Linked DNA regions of Homo sapiens: region 2 is linked to region 1. Evidence: chromatin loops called from intact Hi-C (ENCODE). Cell type or tissue: tibial artery. All regions are shown on one strand. Each heading gives the region's core, and the rest is flanking DNA. Links, peaks and the distances in the headings are about the cores only. Region 1 overlaps LOC107985580 (a long non-coding RNA gene). Region 2 holds the start of ZNF70 (zinc finger protein 70).

Region 1 (11,099 bases), core at 4,255-6,754:
AATAAATTTTTATTGAGTGAGTGGGTGAACGAGTGGTAACCACCGAATGAACGATGCCTCCCAAAGCCAGTGGCTCTAACCAGCTTCTTTTGTAGCAACAATATGACAGCAATAATTATAACAGTAATGCCCCCAACAGCTGACATTTCCCGAGTCTCTAAGGTATTTCATCTGAGCTCTGGAATGCCATTTCCTCAGGGTCACACATCACAGGACAGAGCCAGACCCCGCCCCTGGCCTCTTGCTTCTGAGTCCAGTGCTCTGCCCCGGCCCCCACCTCTGCCAGGTCCCACCGCAGCTTGTCTGGGTCAATTGGAGCGGACCTGGACCTCAATCTGGGGAACCTGCAGGTGTTGGAGGCAGATCCCAGAGGCCGGGGTGGGAATGGGTGCTCGGGGGAGTAGTTAGTTGGGTTCTTACTCACCTGTTTGGGATTGTAGAAATACAGAATAGGAGACATCACAATGCACCACATTTACCATGACCTGACCCCCCTCCCCCCAAAATTCGTATGTCAAGACATAATCTGCGTCAAGCTTGGTGGCTCATGCCTGTAATCCCAGCACCTTGGGAGGCTGAGGCGGGTGGATCACCTGAGGTCAGGAGTTCCAGACCAGCCTGGCCAACATGGTGAAACCCCGTCTCTACAAAAAATGCAAAAATTAGCCAGGTGTGGTGGCACATACCTGTAATCTCAGCTACTCGGGAAGCTGAGGAGGGAGGATTGCTTGAACCTGGGAGGCCGAGACTGTAGTGAGTCAAGATGAGGTCACTGCACTGCAGCCTGGGTGACAGAGGGAGACCCTGTCTCAAAACAAACAAACAAAAACCAAACCAAACCAAACCAAAACAAAAAAACACCATTATCTGCAATGTGTATTAAAAGGTGAGGATTCTGGCCTGGGGCAATGGCTCACGCCTGTAATCCCAGCACTTTGGGAGGCCGAAGTGGGTGGATCACGAGGTCAGGAGATCAAGACCATCCTGGCTAACACGGTGAAACCCCATCTCTACTAAAAATACAAAAAATTAGCCAGGCATGGTGGGGGGGCGCCTGTAGTCCCAGCTACTGGGGAGGCTGAGGCAGGAGAATGGTGTGAACCCGGGAGGTGGAGCTTGCAGTGAGCTGAGATCGCGCCACTGCACTCCAGCCTGGGCAACAGAGTGAGACTCCGTCTCAAAAAAAAAAAAAAAAAAAAGAGGTGAGGCTTCTGGGAGGTGATTAGGTCATGAGGGCTCTATCCTCATGAATGGAATTCATGCTCTTAGGCAAGAGGCCTGGGGAGCCTGCTCACCCCTTCCACCACGTGAGGACAAGGCTATAAGGCATCTATGAGGAAACGGCCCTCATCAGACACCGAATCTGCAGGCACATTCATCTTGGATTTCCCAGCCTCCAGAACTGTGAACAATAAATTTGTTTATAAATAACCCAGTCTAAGGTATTTTGTCATAACAGCCGAATGGACAAGCACACCCTTTTTTGAATATGTAGAAGAGAGGTCCCCAGGGAGTGTGATCGGCCCAAGGTCACCTGGCGGCCTTGGCTGAGGAAGGTGTGCAGAGCCCAGTGTCAGAGCCCCTGAGATGCCCTCTCCTCTCCTAGGGCCCTGGGCACTTGGGGTTAGTTGTTTTGCATCCTTTTGAGAATGTGAGTCCCTCAGAGGGAGGAACCTGGGCACGTCACATAAGGCTTGGCTCAAGATAGGTGCTCAGTAAACACTGGATGGACAGATGGGCAGAAGGAAGGAGAGAATGAAAGGAGGAAAGGAGGGAAGGAATGGGTAGCTGAGTGGATTCATGGATGGGTGGATGCATGGCAGCACGGGAGGGAGGATGAGTGATTGGGAGGATGGATGGATGGATGGATGGATGGATGGATGGATGAAAGGAAGTAAGCCAACATGGATGGAATGAGTGATGGAATTGATTGTCCCCTGCACCTGGAGGCTTCCAGTGACTCAGCCACAGAGGTCAGGAAGCTGGAGACATGAGCAGGCGGCTCACCCCATGGTCCCCTCCCCCTCCCCACCTGATATTTTCATCAGGACACATCTTCTGCACCAGGCCCCTCAGCTCCTGCCCTGCAAAGCTGCAGATGCCTCTGCTGGCTTTATTAAGGCCCTATTAGCCCAGCAGCCCCAGGGAAGGCTAAAGATGCTGTCACTGCAGACACTGGTTTGGTAGCCTCAGAGGAGCTCAGTAGGGAGGGCCAGGAACCTAAGGTTACAGCGAGGTCTTTAGAGCTGCACAGGCCTGCCTGGTTTAATCCCAGTTCTTCTGCTAATTGGCTGTGTGGCCTTGGGCAACTTACTTCCCTTCTCGGAGTGGCGGCTTCTCCACCTATAAAACAGGGTCATTAACGTGCTTGTTTGAGGATTTGCTGAGCTAAAGCATTTACAACACCTAGCCCAAAGTAAGCACTTGTTACATATCCCAGGATCCCTGGGAGCCAGGTCCACGGTGGAGCGCTCATACACAGCAGCCCCCATCTTTGGGATCAGGGAGGCGCTGTGACCCACCCTATTTCATGGATGAGGAAACAGGATAACAGGAGATGAAATGCTTGGCCAAAGCCACCGTGCTGGGCAGTGACAGGGCTGAGATTCAAACATGGGCTATGGAGACCGTGACTGGGCCACTTCCTGTTCCGGCTACTGAGCAGGAACAAAGCCTGGGACGGGAGCGGGGGGCTGGAGGGGCGCTTCTCCCACTAGCTCCTCAGAGGTGACAGCGCGGAGGAGGGGAGGAGAAGGGAAGCTGGGACAATCACGCTGATGTACGGCTTCCAGCGGGATTAACTGCACCATCTGGAGGCCACGCGTCCACCTGGGTGGGTTAGGAACCCCAACCCTTCGGTGTAAACGGCAGGGGGAGACTCAGTGGATGGCAGATCGGCTGGGGGCTGCCGGGTTGACTGTGGGGACCATGTGGGGCCCACCTGGCTTTCCTGAAGCCCCCATCTACCCCTGAGGATGTCTCCCACTGAGGGGGCTGGATCTCCACCAGACTCAGAAGATTCCACAATGGCTGGATCCAAGGGTTCAAATACAAAGGGAGGGCTGTGGCCTGAGCCACCAAAAAGTACAGGAGGTGAGCAGGAAGAGCGGGGGAACAACAGAGACAGGAGCAGCAGCTGGACACTCGCTCTCAGGGGTGTGTGATGGAGACTGCACCACCTTCCAGCTGTGTGTCCCCAGCATGTGGCTTCACTTCTCTGAGGCTCTGTCCCTTCATCTGTGAAACTGGGATCTAGTCTTTACCTCACTTGGTTGCTTTGAGGGTCGAATTAGATAAGGCAATGTACAGGCCTCGGTGGAGTGCCTGGCACTGAGTAAGTTCACAGTCAGTGGTGGTTGTGATTATTATCCCCATTTGCAAGATGGGAAGACTGAGGCTCAAAGCAGCTCAGGGACTTGTGTCGGATTACACAGTTGGTTGGTGACAGAACCCATGGCCTCTGCTTCTCCTGACCCCAGTCCAGTGCTCTTTTCCTGGAGGCTTGACCAAAGATGAACCTGTCCTGGGACACAGCCAGCCCCGGAGTGTCAGAGACCCAAGGTGGCCATCTTGGGTCACACCAGCTCCAATGACAGATTCCATGTTCTAGCACCTACTGTGCACCAGATGCCATGCCACGAGCTTCTGTGCACCACCGCCAGGAGCCATCACCATCTGTGACAGGGGCACTGCGCTGTCCCCGTCGTCCAGATGCACAAGCAGTGGTTTTGGCAGAGCCAGGATCCACTGCCAGGCCTCTCTGGTCCTGGAGTCCCCATTCTCAGCACAGGCTGCTGCCCGCTGGGCCAAGATGGGGCTTCTCTACACTGCAGCAACAGCTCCCAGGCGCCCTCCCACCAAGTGTTCATCTTCTCCTTCAAGGAGAGATGGCAATACAACACCCAGACTGCCACTGTGGACCCTAAGTCTTTCTTTTTTTTGAGATGGAGTTTCACTCTTGTTGCCGAGGTTGGAGTTTCACTCTTGTTGCCGAGGTTGGAGTGCAATGGCGTGATCTCGGCTCACTGCAACCTCCGCCTCCCAGGTTCAAGCGATTCTCCTGCCTCAGCCTCCCGAGTAGCTGGGACTATAGGTGCCCGCCACCCCGCAACCCGGCTAAGTTTTCGTATTTTTTAGTAGAGACGGGGTTTCACCGTGTTAGCCAGGATGGTCTCGATATCCTGACCTCGTGATCTGCCCTCCTCGGCCTCCCAAAGTGCTGGGATTACAGGCTTGAGCCACCACACCCGGCCCATGGACCCTAAGTCTTCTGGACACCAGACAAGCTTCCCCTACAGGGCGGGGTTCCTTTCTCACATCTAGAAAGAAGGAGGGAGTAGGAAAGAAGAAACATCAGCCCCAGCCCCTCCCTCCCTTCAGCCAGCACAGGGCCGCAGTGGGGGCCCAGGCTGGTAGGCAATGATGGCAGGGAGGTAGTTTGAAGCAGGGGGGTCCCCTTTCCCCGCACACCCTCCCTACATTCCCATCTGGTCAGCCTGCTCGCTGAAAGTTGAAGTCTGCCTTGTACAAAAAAACAAAAACCTCCCTTTCCAGTGTAGAAAGCCCCAGAGACCCGAGCCACTCTGCTTGCCTTCTCTCTTGGCCCTTATGGCCAGGACAGGGGCCGGGGAAATGACAGCTGCCCTGTGCAGGGGAGAGAAATCGTATTCTTTGGCTTGGCTCCTCTCTGGGGCCATACCCCAGGAGCAGCCCACGGAGCCGGTCCCCACTGACTCCCACCAGCCACTGCCGGGAGTAGGGCCAGATGGGGCGGCTCCGGATCCCGCCTCGCTCGGCAGGCCAGGCCCGGAGACCTGTCCCCCTGGTACCTCCCGGCCTGGCCATCCGAGATGACCCTTGCCCCTTCCCCACAGCCCAGACCTCTGATCCTTATTAAAAACAAACAAAATCTAGAGAAAAAAATTATCCACAAACAGCCTGAGAGATGATCGCGCGTCCCCGGCGCACGCAGACACGCACACATACACACACGCACACCCACGCGAGGTCGCCTCCACTTAAACATGCTGCTGGAGGGCGGGTTTTGTTTATGGAACATCCACGTTTCTCTCAACTTTGGGAGGGGTGAGGACTGTTTCAGAGTTTTCTGCTAGATGGGGGAGCCTGGGGCGGCAAGGATGTCTTTTCTGCTTTGTGCTCTTTGCCGGTTCAATGGGGGAGTGAGATACGTGGACAGAAGGACCAGGAAACCCAGGAAGGGGGCCCCAGGGCAGCACCCCCACCCCCAGGGGAGGTCAGGCTCCGGGAGGGCAGCCCCGGGGCCTGGGAAGCCTGGACTGCGCCTGAGCTCCGGAGGATAGGGCTGGTGGCCCGCGTCCCCTCGGCGACCCCGCGCTGAGCCCAGGGTCTGTAGTTCCGAAAACGTCTGGGACCGCTGGGCCGGGATCCCTACCCCCTCCTCTCCCAGCCTTCAACGCCTGGAAACCAACGAACCCGCCCGGAACAAAGGCAGGCCGGCTTTCCAAAGGCAAACAAAGAACAGTTTGTCTTTTCCCTCCCCCCACCACCACCCGAGCAGGCGGCGGGAATAGGCCTAGGGGTCCGGATGGCCCCGGCGCGGCGCGGCGCCAGGGCACTCCCACGGCGCCCCCCAAGGTCCCGCTGCGAATGCGCAGGTCGGGGCGCCGGAGGCCGCGGCAGACAGCGCGGCGCCACTCCGGCCCGGTCTCCGTGGCAACGGGCTGGTGGGAGGGGCCGGGCGGTGCGGGCGCCTTGGCCGCTGTTCCTCGCGGGCACGTCGCTATGGCAACGATGTTACTCTCTGCGGCCGCTTTCCGGCTCCGCTAGCTCGCCTGACCCTGGCCGCTCGAGCCCCCTCGTCTCTCACTTGCTGTGTTTTCCCCTCTTTTCCCGGGCGTCCTCCGCCTGTATCCTGGGCCCCCCAAGCAGCGAGCCCCGGTGCCCCCCACCCTTACCCCTCCTCCCCGGTGCCCAGGGCCCGGGAGGGAGATTGATGGGGTGTGCTTATTAAAAAACATTGTAACCGCCGGGCGCGGTGGCTCACGCCTGTCATCCCAGCACTCTGGGAGGCCGAGGCGGGTGGATTACAAGGTCAGGAAATCCAGACCATCCTGGCTAACACAGTGAAACCCGGCCTCTACTAAAAATACAAAAATTAGCCGGGCATGGTGGCGGGCGCCTGTAGTCCCAGCTACTCGGGAGGCTGAGGCAGGAGAATGGTGTGAACCCTGGAGGCAGAGCTTGCAGTGAGCCGAGATCGCGCCACTGCACTCCAGCCTGGGCGACAGAGTGAGACTCCATCTCAAAAAAAAAAAAGAAAAAACAAAAAACAAAAAAAAGAAAAAGAAACATTGTAACCGTTTCTGTTTCTATTACGTTGACAAGGGAGCGTTATTTACTGTTACTGTTTGCCCAGCAGGCTGTGCCGGGCGCGGGGGTCTCCCCCGGGAGCTCACCTTCAGGCCGCGGAGGGCGGGGGCCGGGCTGGGGCGCGGGCAGGGGGCGTCGGGCGACCGTGCACCCCGGGGCCCTGCTCCTCGCCCCTTCCCCCACCAGCCCGGCCGGGCCCCGCGGCTGGGTGCGTTGCCGCGGGGAGGGACCTGCAGAGGACCAGTGACTCTCCCGTTGTAGGAGAAAGGCAACAAAAAATAAAAACGGCACAGATGACTTCATTCTCGGGAAGGCTCGGTCCTACATGGACCAATTTCCTGGGGACCGTGGTGGAACAGCTTCGCTGCCGTTGGAAGCACTTAAAACTGAACCAGATAAAGACCAGGACATTCTGGGCCCTGCTGAACCAAGCCAGGGCAGGCTGCGGGGCGTGTGATTTCTGGCCAGGTGGGGAGGCGGGTGGCCTCCCTCCACCCTCAAAGGCGCCTGGCTTTCAGTGTCCCAGGATTCGGGGGCTTGTGGGGAGGTCTCCACTGGGATCAGATGGGCCTGAAGGACGCCCCCCACCCTCAAGCCCCTGCTGGGATGTTAATCTCATCCTGCTAATTAAAGTTTGTGATTCTCTCCCTAACTTAGCTCCCCACTCTTGGACATTATCAGCTCAATGCAAACAGTTGCTGCTCTGGACAGGGAAGCCAGAGGAAAAAGGCCTCTGCAGTACACGCCATAACATGGATTAAAAAAAAAATAAATTGGCCAGGCGCAGCCTGCCTGTAATCCAGCAATTTGGGAGGCTGAGGCAGGAGGATCACTTGAGGCCTGGAGTTCGAAACCAGCGTGGTCAACACGGTGAAACCCAGTCTCTACTGAAAATACAAAAATTAGGCGTGGTGGCACACACCTGTAATTCCAGCTACGGGAGGCTGAGGCATGAGAATCATTTGAACCTGGGAGGCAGAGGTTGCAGTGAGCCGAGATCGTGCCACTGCACTCCAGCCTGAGTGACAGAACAAGACTCTGTCTCAAAAAATAAAAATAAAAAAATGTTTATACTTACAAACAACTCCTAGTGAACAACCCAGGTTTTGGAAACAACTTTCAGAGATCCCTTCAGCCTGTTTCATGTTTTCTTTTTGTTCTTCTCTTCCAAGGGCATGCGGTTAGCCTTTGGTTACGGAGGCCTTTGCCCTTGCAAAAAAAGTAATTTTCAGCCCTGTTCCCAGCACCAGCCGCTCGCAGCTGCACAGCCCTCCCTGAATGTGTGAACCAAAAGTCAGGGTTCCAAGAAGAAAGAGCATCCGCCACCCCCATCCCACCCCCAACCCTACCCCAGGTCTTGTAGAGTATAAGACCGAGGTTCCCAGCCCTGAGATACTGGGAGGCATCAGGCAAGCCGATACCCCCCTCCACTCCCAGTCACCAGCACTCACCCCACAGGCTAACGGTCCAAGCAGAACTCTCTGGCAGCTGATGGTGGGTTTAGAGGGTTTAGCTGATGTGAGAGTCGGGACCCTGGGCAGTGTTTGCGACAGAAATGACAGTAGACACCCAGTGTTGCAGAACCCCAGATCTGGAAGGACTTCGGAGATTACCCAGACCAACTACCCCCCTTCTTGTTTTACAGTTGGGCAAATTGAGGCCCAGAAAGGGGAAAGAGATGGGGCTAAGATGTGTCACCAGCTGGTGGTAGAGCCTAGATGGGACCATAGCGCTGTGCCTCCTATTCAGGTGCTGGTCACCCCACTCTTTCATCTGTGGAATTATCTGTATGATCAAGTTTGGGGCTGGGGGCAGGACAACCATGGTTAGGCAGGGGCCACTGACGCCAGACTGCCAGCGTTCAAATACTTACTTCTAAGTGAAGTTCTTCTCACAGAGCCTTGGCTTCTTTATGTGTTAAGCAGTGAGGATAATAACAGACCCTGGGCTGAGCGTGGTGGTTCACGCCTGTAATCCCAGCACTTTGGGAGGCCAAGGTGGCTGGATCACTTGAGGTCAGGAGTTCAAGACCAACTTAGCCAACATGGTGAAACCCCATCTCTACTAAAAATACAAAAATTATCCGGACGTGGTGGCAGGCACCTGTAATCCCATCTACCTGGGAGGCTAAGGTAAGAGAATTACTTGAACCCGGGAGGCAGAGGTTGCAGTGAGCAGAGATTACACCACTGCGCTCCAGCTTGGGCAACAGAGCAAGACTCCATCTAGAAAATAAAAATAAATAAATAAATAACAGAACCTGCTCTGAGTTTGTCTTAAGGAAGAAAGGCCATGATGCAGGTGAGGCCCCTGGACTGACCTGGTACTTGCTAGAACTTAACTGATGCTGGCGACCATGGCATTGCTGGTGGTGGTGCTGGTTGTTGTAGTGGGTTAAACGGTGCACACCCCCCTCCCCCAATATGTCCACGCCCTAATCCCTGGAACCTGTGAATGCGATGTTATTTGGGAAAAGAGTCTTTGCTGATGTCATTTAAGTTATGGATCTTGGGAGGAGGTCACCCTCAATTACCCAAGTGGGGCCTAAATGCCATCACAAGTGCCTAGGTTACACAGAAGAGGAGAAGCCATGTGTAGACAGAGGCAGAGGGTGGAGCGATGCAGCCACAAGCCAAGGAGCACCTAGAGCTGCCAGACACTGGAAGTAGCAGGAAGGGTCCTCCCCGAGCCTGGGGAGGGAGCATCCCCTTGCTGACTTCAATCTCAGACTTTTGGCCTCCAGAACAGCAAGAGAATCATCTGTGTTGTTTGAAGGCACCACGTTTGTAGTGATGTGTTCCTCAGCCGTAGGAAGGAAATGAATACAGGGGTGTTGAGAATGAGGATGAGGACAGGGTGATAATAATGATGGTGGTGGTGATGCTGATGGTGGTTATATACATGAATACCGGGGTGTTGAGGATGAGGATGAAGACAATGATGGTGATGGTGATGCTGATGGTGGTTATATTCACTTGCTAGAGCCGCCTCACAGTTCCAGAGGCCCGAGGTCCACTGTAAGGGTGTGGGCAGGGCCATGTTGCCTCTTAAGTCCCCGGGGAAGCCTCGGTCCCAGGCCTTACTCCAGCTTCTGGCAGCCTTGGCATGTGACCGCGTCACTCCTGTCCTCCGGTCCTCCCATCCTCCCGCCCTCCGTCTTCTCATCATCTTCACTCTGCATGTCTGTTCACCTTTCCCCTTTTTCTAGGAACCTCAGTCTTACTGGATTAGGGCTCCCCAATGACCTCACCTTAACCTGGTTACGTTACCTCTGTAAAGACCACACGAAGCCACATTCTGAGGGACTGGGCTTAGGACTTGAACCTAACATTTTTGTCTTTTATTTATTTATTTTTTTTGAGACGGAGTTTTGCTCTTGTTGCCCAGGCTGGAGTGCAATGACGTGATCTCGGCTCACTGCAACCGCCGCCTCCCGGATACAAGCAATTCTCATGCCTCAGCCTCTCAAGTAGCTGGGATTACAGGCGCCCGTCACCACGCCCGGCTAATTTTTTGTATTTTCAGTAGAGACGGGGTTTCACCATTTTGGCCAGCCTGGTCTGGAACTCCTGACCTCAGGTGAGCCACCCACCTCAACCTCCCAAAGTGCTGGGATTATAGGCATGAGCCATGATGCCTGGCCGAACCTATTTTTTGGGAGGACACAATTTCCCTCATGACAGTGGTGATGATGGAGGTGATGGTGGTTGGTCATGGAGGTGATGATTGTAGTCATGGAGATGACAGTGACTGCCATGGTGATGGTCCTAGGCCTCAGCCCTGGACCCCTAAACCCTGCAGGTGCTCCTTGGGCTGCAGTGGTCAGTTCATAGTCTCTCTGGGGGTCCGGAGTCTGTTCTCTGCAATGGAGAGCAGAGTTGGATTGTCAACTGAAGGAGCAGAGAGGTGAGAAAGATGATCCCAGGATGCTATTGCCAAGTTAGTGTCCTTTCTGCACCCTTCTGAAGCTCTGCCAGACCAGCCACCAGCGGTGAGGTCTGGGCTAGCCCTCTAATCTCTGCCAGCCACTGGTTGAGACCTGGGTTTGTGGAGGGAGCGGCTCAGCCCCAGGCCTCTGGGAGTTTGGGATGGCACCCGGTGGAGACATGGGAGCCCAGCCGCCTCAGCCAGGAAGGCGTGCATCAGGGCGAGTGGACTGTGAGGCTGGGGCAGGTATGGGTGAGAGAGCTCTTCCTGCTCCTCCGCACCTGACTTTTCCCTGTCATGTGCAAGCCCTTGCTATTTTTATACACAGCTAAGTCAGTGCTTGTCTCTGGCCCCTCCTTGCTGCCAGAAACCTCCTGGAGGGTAGGGACCACGATCCGCACGTCTTTGAGTTGCCCAGAGCATGAGCAGGTCCTCCACAAATGCAGAGTGAGTCTGGACCGTATTTTCTGGAAGAACAGCAAGTACCTCCCTTCTCCCTCCATCTGGGCACCATGGAGATAAGATCGGGGAGGCCAGCTGTTTTTGGATGGGATCTTTCTCTACCAGGCCCTGGGCTACCCAAGGAAGCTGGGCAGAACCACAGAGTCAGCCTGGCCTGGCCTTTCTTCTGGAGTCCACGGACCGTGGTAACCGTGGCAGCAGGAAGACAGAGCCCGGAGGACAGAAAGCCCACTGGTCTTTGGTCTTTGACGGAAGCCAGGCAGGAGCAGGCCACTGTTTGTTGTTGTTTTTTTCTTATTAGACATAATTACATCAACCCTATCCTCAATCTCTCTTCCTCTAGCTTTTGCCAAGCAATA
Region 2 (7,722 bases), core at 4,864-7,363, 230 kb after region 1:
TTGTTGTGACTCTAACCTGTTCTCAAATGCAAAGGTCTCACCAAACTTTGTTGCTGGGGGAACCTCCATTGTGAATCTGCTATCATCCCCAATGGTTGTATTTCTTTAAAAATGTTCTTCTTTGGGCCACACTTACTGTTCTCACAATCTGAAAAGAAAACAGGGAACTCTGTCAAGTCAGCAAGTCAAGCAGCTCATATGTGCCTGCTTCATATCCTAGAATCTATGGTAGAAACAAGAAAATACGCATAAGACACAATCTTGCCCTTAAGATGATCCCAAATGAGTTAGAGGCAAGTTTTGCTTACCAGAGACAATTGAAGGCAGACAGACAGACACAATCAAGTGCCACATCATGGTGTCTAGACTCAACGGGCTGAAGGTGTTCAGAAAGGTGAGCTAAAACAGGAAGTGGGGGCTGGGTGCGGTGGCTCACACCTATAATCCTAGCACTTTGGGAGGCCGAGGCAGGCAGATCACTTGAGGTCAGGAGTTCAAAACCAGCCTGGTCACATGGTGAAACCCGGTCTCCACTAAAAATACAAAACAATTAGCTGGGTGTGGTGGTGGGTGCCTGTAATCCCAGCTACTAGGGAGGCTGAGGCAGGAGACTCGCTTGAACCTGGGAGGCAGAGATTGCAGTGAGCGGAGATCAGCCCACTGCACTCCAACGTGGGCAACAAAGCGAGACTCTATCTCAAACAACAACAACAACAACAGCAACAACAACCAGGAAGTGGGGCCATTGCAGAAAAGGAGCAAGACTCCAGCTACTGGGTGACATTGGGGGCAGGTTTTGCTGGGAAAGAGAAAGAGAGCTCTTCCCTCTACCCTCCAGTCGCACTCCCTCCAGCCAGGTGCCCCAACCTGGGAGTCAGCATAACCGCTCTTATTCTCACCCGACCGGTCCCCTCTTATCTACTTCCTGAGGCTGCATGGGCAGCGTCTCTGTCTCTCAGTCCTCACTGCCACTCTGCAGCTCAGGCTTCAGAGCTACCTCCTGGGATCTTTTCAGGGCTGGCCTCCAAACTAGCTGCTGACCTCCGGCTTCCTCCTCTCCCTCTGGTGCATGCCCTACACTAACAATGGAGTCAAATATCCAAAACATAAGCCTGATTATGGTGGTTCCCTTTTTTTTTTTTTTTTTTTTTTTGAGATGGAGTTTCACTCTTTCACCCAGGCTGGAGTGCAGTGGCACGATCTTGGATCACTGCAACCTCTGCCTTCCAACTTCAAGTGATTCTCCTGCCTTGGCCTCCCGAGTAGCTGGGATTACAAGCGCCCACCACCATTCTTGGCTAATTTTTGTATTTTTAGTAGAGACCGGGATTCACCATGTTGGCCAGGCTGGTCTCAAACTTCTGATCTCAAGTGATCTGCCTGCCTTGGCCTCCCAAAGTGCTGGGATTACAGGCGTGAGCCACCATGCCTGGCCTGGTGGTTCCCTTCTTAGGATCTTGTGACAGCCCAACTCCTTCACACCTGGCCCTTCCAATCCATCTCCTGTCTGTCTGCCCCATACACCTCTTCTTTTTTATTTGAGATAGGCTCTTGCCCGTTGCCCAGGCTGGAGTATAGTGGTGTGATCTTGGCTCACTGCAACCTCTGCCTCCCAGGCTCAAGTGATCCTCCCACCTCAGCCTCCTGGGACTGCAAGTGTATGCCACCACACTCTGCTAATTTTTTTAATTCTTTCTTTTTGTAGAGATGAGGTCACACTGTATTGCCCAGGCTGGTCCCCCCAACACTTCTAATTTTCCAGCTCAATGACTAATTTGCACTGCTGTTGTCTGGTCCTAACAGGTAAGGACCATTCTCAGACTGCCACTTGCTCATCCTTCAGGACTCGTCCAAATGTCCCTTTTTCTCTGCACCCTCAGGTTCTTGACCATCTCAGGCCCCCATCGTTAGCTTGAAAATTCCCTAAGGGCAAATACTGTGCTCCTTCATTTCAGAATCCCCAGCCCCCAGCACAAAAGCACAATCCCAATGTACACAGTTGTTGAATAAATTATCAAATGGAGGAAAAGCCATTTGTTTTTCTAGAACTGTCACTTTTTTTGGTCAAAGAACACTTTAGTCAAATAAGTCAACTGTCTAGGACAGGGGTCCCCAACCCCCAGAGTGGGGGACAGGCACCAGTCTGTGGCCTGTTAGGAACCAGGCCGCATAGCAGGAGGTGAGCGGAAGGTGAGCGAGCATTACAGCCTGAACTCTGCCTCCTGTCAGATGAGCAGTGGCATTAGATTCTCATAGGAACTGGAACCCTATCGTAAACTGTGCATACGAGGGATTTGGTTGTGCACTCTTTATGAGAATCTAACACCTGATGATCTGAGGTGGAACAGTTTCATCTCAAAACCATCCCCCATGTCCCCCACCCATTCATGGAAAAATTGTCTTCTGCAAAACTGGTCCCTGATGCCAAAAAGGTTGGGGATCACTGGTCTAGGAGACATAAATAAATAAAACAGACAAGTCCGGGCGCGGTGGCTCACACCTGTAATCCCAGCACTTTGGGAAGCCGAGGTGGGCAGATCACGAGGTCACGAGATCGAGACCATCCTGGCTAACACGGTGAAACCCCATCTCTACTAGAAATACAAAAAAATTAGCCAGGCGTGGTGGCAGGTGCCTGTAGTCCCAGCTACTCGGGAGGCTGAGGCAGGAGAATGGCGTGAACTCAGGAGGCAGAGCTTGCGAGATCATGCCACTGCACACCAGCCTGGGCAACAGAGTGAGACTCCGTCTCAAAAAATAAATAAATAAATAAAAATAAAAATAAAATAAAACAGACAAAAGCAGAGCTGCTCCAGTTGAAGGAGGGCGCGTTAGCAGGGACAAGGAAGGAAGCTAGAACAGCCCACTCAGCACTCCCCCTCCCAGATGTGGCCCCTGAGGAAGCCCCAAAGAGCCCTATTCAGAAACTTCTGTGCTAGATAAAGGCAAAGTCTTCAGGTGACACAATAATGATAGCAACAGCTCATATTCACTGAGCACCTACTCTGTGCTAGGCACTAATAGGTCCTTCAAGGCACCTCATTTAATCTTCACAACTCTATACAAAGGCACAATTATCCTTATACTGCATCTAGAGAGTAACTGCCTCAGAAAAAAAAAAAAAACTAAATTAATCAGAACAGTCATAACAGAACTCATTTCTACTTGGAAAAAAAAATTTTTTTTGAGACAGGGTCTCACTCTGTCACCCAGGCTGGAGTGCAGGAGTAGAATCACAGCTCACTGCAGCCTTGACCTCCCCGGCTCAACTGATCCTCCAACCTCAGCCTCTCAAGTAGCTGGGACTACAGGGGCATATCAACACATCCAGCTAATTTTTTAATTTTTCTGTAGAGATGAGATAATATTATGTTGCCCAGGCTGGTCTTGAACTCCTGGGCTCAAGCAGTCCTCCCACCTCTGCCTCCCAAAGTGCTGGATTACAGGCATGAGCCACCATGCCCAGCAGAAATGATTTTTTTTTTTTTTTGAGGTGGAGTCTCACTCTTGTTGCCCAGCCAGGAGTGCAATGGCCCAATCTCGGCTCACTGCAACCTCTGCCTCCTGGGTTCAAGCAATTCTCCTGCCTCACCCTCCTGAATAGCTGGGATTACAGGCACCCGCCACCAGGCCCGGATAATTTTTGTATTTTTAGTAGAGATGGGGTTTCACTATGTTGGCCAGGCTGGTCTCGAACTCCTGACCTCAGGTGATCCGCCCACCTTGGCATCCCAAAGTGCTGGGATTACAGGTGTGAGCCACCACGCCCAGCCCAGAAATGATTTTTTTAAATGATTTTTCAGCCAATAGACCGACTGGATATAAAAAAAAAAGAGCACTGAACTAAAGTATTTTCTTTTTCCAGAATGGAGTGCAGTAGTGTGATTACAGCTCACTGGAACCTCTGGCTCCTGGGTTCAAGTGATTCTCCTATCTCAGCCTCTTAAGTAGCTAGGACACCATCCTGGCTAACACGGTGAAACCCTGTCTCTATTAAAAATACAAAAAAGGCCGGACGCGGTGGCTCACGCCTCTAATCCCAGCACTTTGGGAGGCCGAGGTGGGTGGATCATGAGGTCAGGAGTTCAAGACCAGCCTGGCCAAGATGGTGAAACCCCGTCTCTACTAAAATTACAAAAATTACAGCGCGTCTGTAATCCCAGCTACTCCGGGAGGCTGAGGCAGGAGAATCGCTTGAACCTGGGGGGCGGAGGTTGCAGTGAGCCGAGATCGCGCCACTGCACTCTAGCCTGGGTAACAGAGCGAGACTCCATCTCAAAAAAAAAAAAAAAAAAAAAAAAAAAAAAAAAGCCGGCCGTGGTGGCAGGTGCCTGTAGTCCCAGCTACTTGGGAGGCTGAGGCAGGAGAATGGCGTGAACCCAGGAGGCGGAGCTTGCAGTGAGCCGAGATCGCGCCACTGCACTCCAGGCTGGGCGACAGGACGAGACTCCGTCTCAAAAAAAAAAAAAAAAAAAAAAAAAAAGTAGCTGGGAATACAGGCTCTACAGGCACGTGCCACACCTGGCTAATTTTTGTATTTTTTGTAGAGATGGGTTTTCGCCATGTTGTGCAGACTGGTCTCGAATTTCTGAGCTCATGCGATCCACCCATTTTGGCCTCCGAAAGTGCTGGTATTATAGGCGTGAGCCCCCTCGCCCAGCCCTAAAGTATTTTCAAAAATTCTTTGATCACTTCAACTCCTCTCACCCTCCCCCTCCTCTTCAGCAACCCATAATCTCCAACTCTTCCAGCTCTCTCACTCAATTTGTGCTTTTCGACCTCATGAAATCCAAGCCATTTTTACTGTAGTTCTCCTTTTCTAGCTCCACCCCTTCTCCATCCAGCTTAGACTCTCCATACTATGCGCATCACTTCAACTCTCACGCTCTAGCACCATGCTCCTCACCTCCTCGTCCGGCTGCAACTAGCCGCTAAGTCCCAGTCTTCTCGGCCAGTTCCTCCTAAGTTGTTAAATGTTGCCAAGAAAAATCATACAACTATGTATGGCACCACGACAAATTTCGAGTTTCCGATTTCAGCTGGGACCTCAGCTCTGGCATTCTATGACCTCCTTATTGCCAATCCCTCTCTTCTCGGTCTTCACCTTCCCACCCCATCTGGCACTGCTCTCCAATACCTCCTTCTCAAAACCCTTCATTTCAGAGGTTGCAAATTGGCAGCCTGAAGATCCTGCTATGTTATGTTTGGCTCTCGAAGAGTTTGGCTTTTCCTGTTCATTTTCCTTAGTTACCAATATTTAAAACTCAGTAGGTTTCTGGCTTTCTCTTGAAAAACGAAGATGTGACAATATCCCTTCACCCGCCCACATTGCCTACCTAGGTGCATGAAAGCTTTGAGCTACCCCCCAACCCCATCCCCACCCTCGCTTTCTTCCCAATTTTCATGGCTTCCAAGTTCTCTTTCTTGATATCTTTAGATTGCAACTCTTCCTCCGCCCACCCATTAAGTCCTGGTGTTCTCAAACTTCCCTCCGTAGAGGTTTTCCATTCCCACTATATAGCCCCTACACCCTGAAGTCTCCACTCAGAAAAAAGTTGGCAACCCTTTATCTGTCTCCCACAACATGATAAGTGTTTTTGGACCGAAAATGCAAAGATCTGGAACTCCATGCTTCCCACCTCTGTCGGGGCCTTCTCCGGGTCCTCCTGCATCTGTCATCCCATCCTCCAGAGAGTCCCTAGGGCCTGGGCACCCTGCAAACTCTTAGTGCAGTCAAGGTTTCCTGGCTGGGGGCCCAAGAGTTGCCACGGACCCGCACACGCTGCCCAGGCGGCGACGTGGCGCCCCTACAGGCTTCCCCGCGATTGGGGACACGCACACCCAGGGCCACCGGAGGGACAGGTGGTCAGGCGGACTCAGGTCACACCGGCGGACGCGGGGCCACTCACCTGGGCCGGGGCGGGGCAGCTCACCTGGGCCGGGGCGGGGCCGCAGGCGGGCGGGGCGGGGCCGCACCTGAGCTGCTCCAACCCGCGGCCGACGCGGCCGACGCTGCCTGGCTCCACAGCAGCTGCTGACGCGGAGCCCGCGGCCGCCCGAGCACCCAGAGCCCCGCCCCCGGCCCGCGGGCACTTCCGGGACCACTCTAGGCCGCGCGGAGGTCCCGGCGTCTCGGTGGTCCCACCGCGCCGGTTGTCGCCGCGCGAAGCCGCCCGGGCCCCGGGACACAAGGACCCGAATCAGGAGAGTCTCTCCAGTCGGCATGGTGGCTCTGGCCGTCCCCGAAGCGCGTGCTGGACGTGGGGGAAACAGAGATGGGCAGGCGTTGGCAGGAGAGCAGAGGAGGAAACAGGTCCGGACGGGCGGGCCGACCTCGAGCCGCCGGCACTCGGGGCATCTGCGCTGGTGCTGGGTGCAAGCCAGAAGCCACTGAGGCAGCTGGGGTCTTCAGGGAAAGGAGAGTGGAGCCCCAGAGCTGTCGACCCTGTCACTGTCCACAGGCACCGGGGTCCTGTTAGGATCCCCCTCCCCCAACCTGCTTCAAGGGTAGCCCTGTTCCTGTCTGCCCTCCCCGCCCCCACAGAAATAGAGATGAGAAGGGGCAGGCGAAGAACTAGGAGTGTCTGCGAGACCATCCCAGGACCCTGAGCCCCCCAACTCTCTGCATCCCAGGGCTGACTTCGACATGAAGCGCCTCCTCTCAGGCGCACCGGGAGGGAAGAGGAATGTGTTCTTGAAATGGCCGCCCCCTTGGCCGGGCGCGGTGGCTCACGCCTTTAATCCCAGCATTTTGGGAGGCGGAGGCGGGTGGATCACGAGGTCAGGAGTTCGAGACTCAGCCAGACCAACATGGTGAAACCCTGTTTCTACTAAAAATTATCCGGGAGTGGTGACAAGCGCCTGTAATCCCAGCTACTGAGACAGGAGAATCGTTTGACCCTGAGAGGCGGAGGTTGCAGTGAGCCAAGATAGTGCCATTGCACTCCAGCCTGGGCGACAGAGCGAGACTCCATCTCAAAAAACAAAAAAAAAAAAAAGAAAAGGAATCTCCGCCCCCTCCTTGCTGCTGATGGCAAGACTGGCCCCTCCACCCAGTGTTCTGCCCATGACACCCCCCCCTCAGGTGCAGCTGCCCAGCTTGTGGGAGAGCTTCCCTCCGCAGACCTTGGCCCAATCACAGGACATCAGGAGAACACACTGTCCCTGGGAAAAAGGATTCTGCCCCAGCCGCCCACCTGCCTTCAGCACCCTCAGCCTTGGCGCTCGAGTGCCTCCAATGCTACCCACACACACCTGCCTTCCTGCCCCATTAATGCTCTGTCGGGCCTTGGGCACAGACTCCAAGGGGTAGGCAGTGGCTGCCCCTCCCCAAGCCAACAGCCTGAGCTCCATGGGGACCAGCCACCCTAGAGCCATAACCCTTGGACCATAACCAGCCATGCAGAGTTGGGGGCGGCAAGGGCTGGTTCCTTTTTCTCCCTCCGGCTCCTCAGGTCACAGGAAGGTCAGGCTACCAGTTTGAGCCCCCAGGGGGCCATGGTGGGGGAGTCTGGGCCATGCCCCAATAGTCTCAGGTGCTTCCTCTTTGACAACAGTCCCCAGAATCCCCATTCCCCCGCACACTGCTCCCCACCCCAGGAGTGGGTCTTCGACTCCCAGACCCACCACAGTCATTTTTCTCAGCCAGGATCTTATGACCCTCACAATAGCTGTTGTTGACATGTTGAATATTATTAACCCATTTTACAGAGGGGAAGCAAG

Evidence for each region. A loop is a pair of places that touch in the nucleus more often than their neighbours do. Peaks named below come from ENCODE experiments on the same cell type or tissue, not always from the same donor. Only the 100,000 strongest peaks of a DNase experiment are listed, where the experiment ranks them.
Region 2: a loop joins it to region 1, with 3 times the contacts of the local background. A loop is called at or near these places in 4 of 110 quality-filtered maps.

The regions. Positions count from the first base shown.
Region 1 is chr22:23,516,274-23,527,372 of GRCh38, forward strand. LOC107985580 (a long non-coding RNA gene) reads right to left here. Exons shown (of 3, transcript XR_001755452.2): 3 at 9,663-11,099. Among named protein-coding and RNA genes, the nearest start is that of LINC02557, 8.5 kb to the left of the region's middle. RefSeq lists a silencer at 5,509-5,868 and enhancers at 6,214-6,780, 6,781-7,346. In tibial artery, for the core only: a CTCF peak has its summit at 5,605; a DNase peak (open chromatin) is centred at 5,778; H3K4me3 peaks cover 2,376 bases; H3K27ac peaks cover 2,500 bases.
Region 2 is chr22:23,745,072-23,752,793 of GRCh38, forward strand. ZNF70 (zinc finger protein 70) reads right to left here and starts at 6,041. Exons shown (of 2, transcript NM_021916.4): 1 at 5,640-6,041; 2 at 1-148. The coding sequence starts at 69. It overlaps VPREB3 (V-set pre-B cell surrogate light chain 3), which reads right to left. Exons shown (of 2, transcript NM_013378.3): 2 at 7,672-7,722. RefSeq lists enhancers at 258-758, 759-1,259, 5,799-6,474, 6,357-6,416, 7,257-7,316 and a silencer at 5,757-6,206. In tibial artery, for the core only: no CTCF peak of the experiment used is centred there; DNase peaks (open chromatin) are centred at 4,930, 5,750, 6,020, 6,500 and 1 weaker place; H3K4me3 peaks cover 2,043 bases; H3K27ac peaks cover 2,131 bases.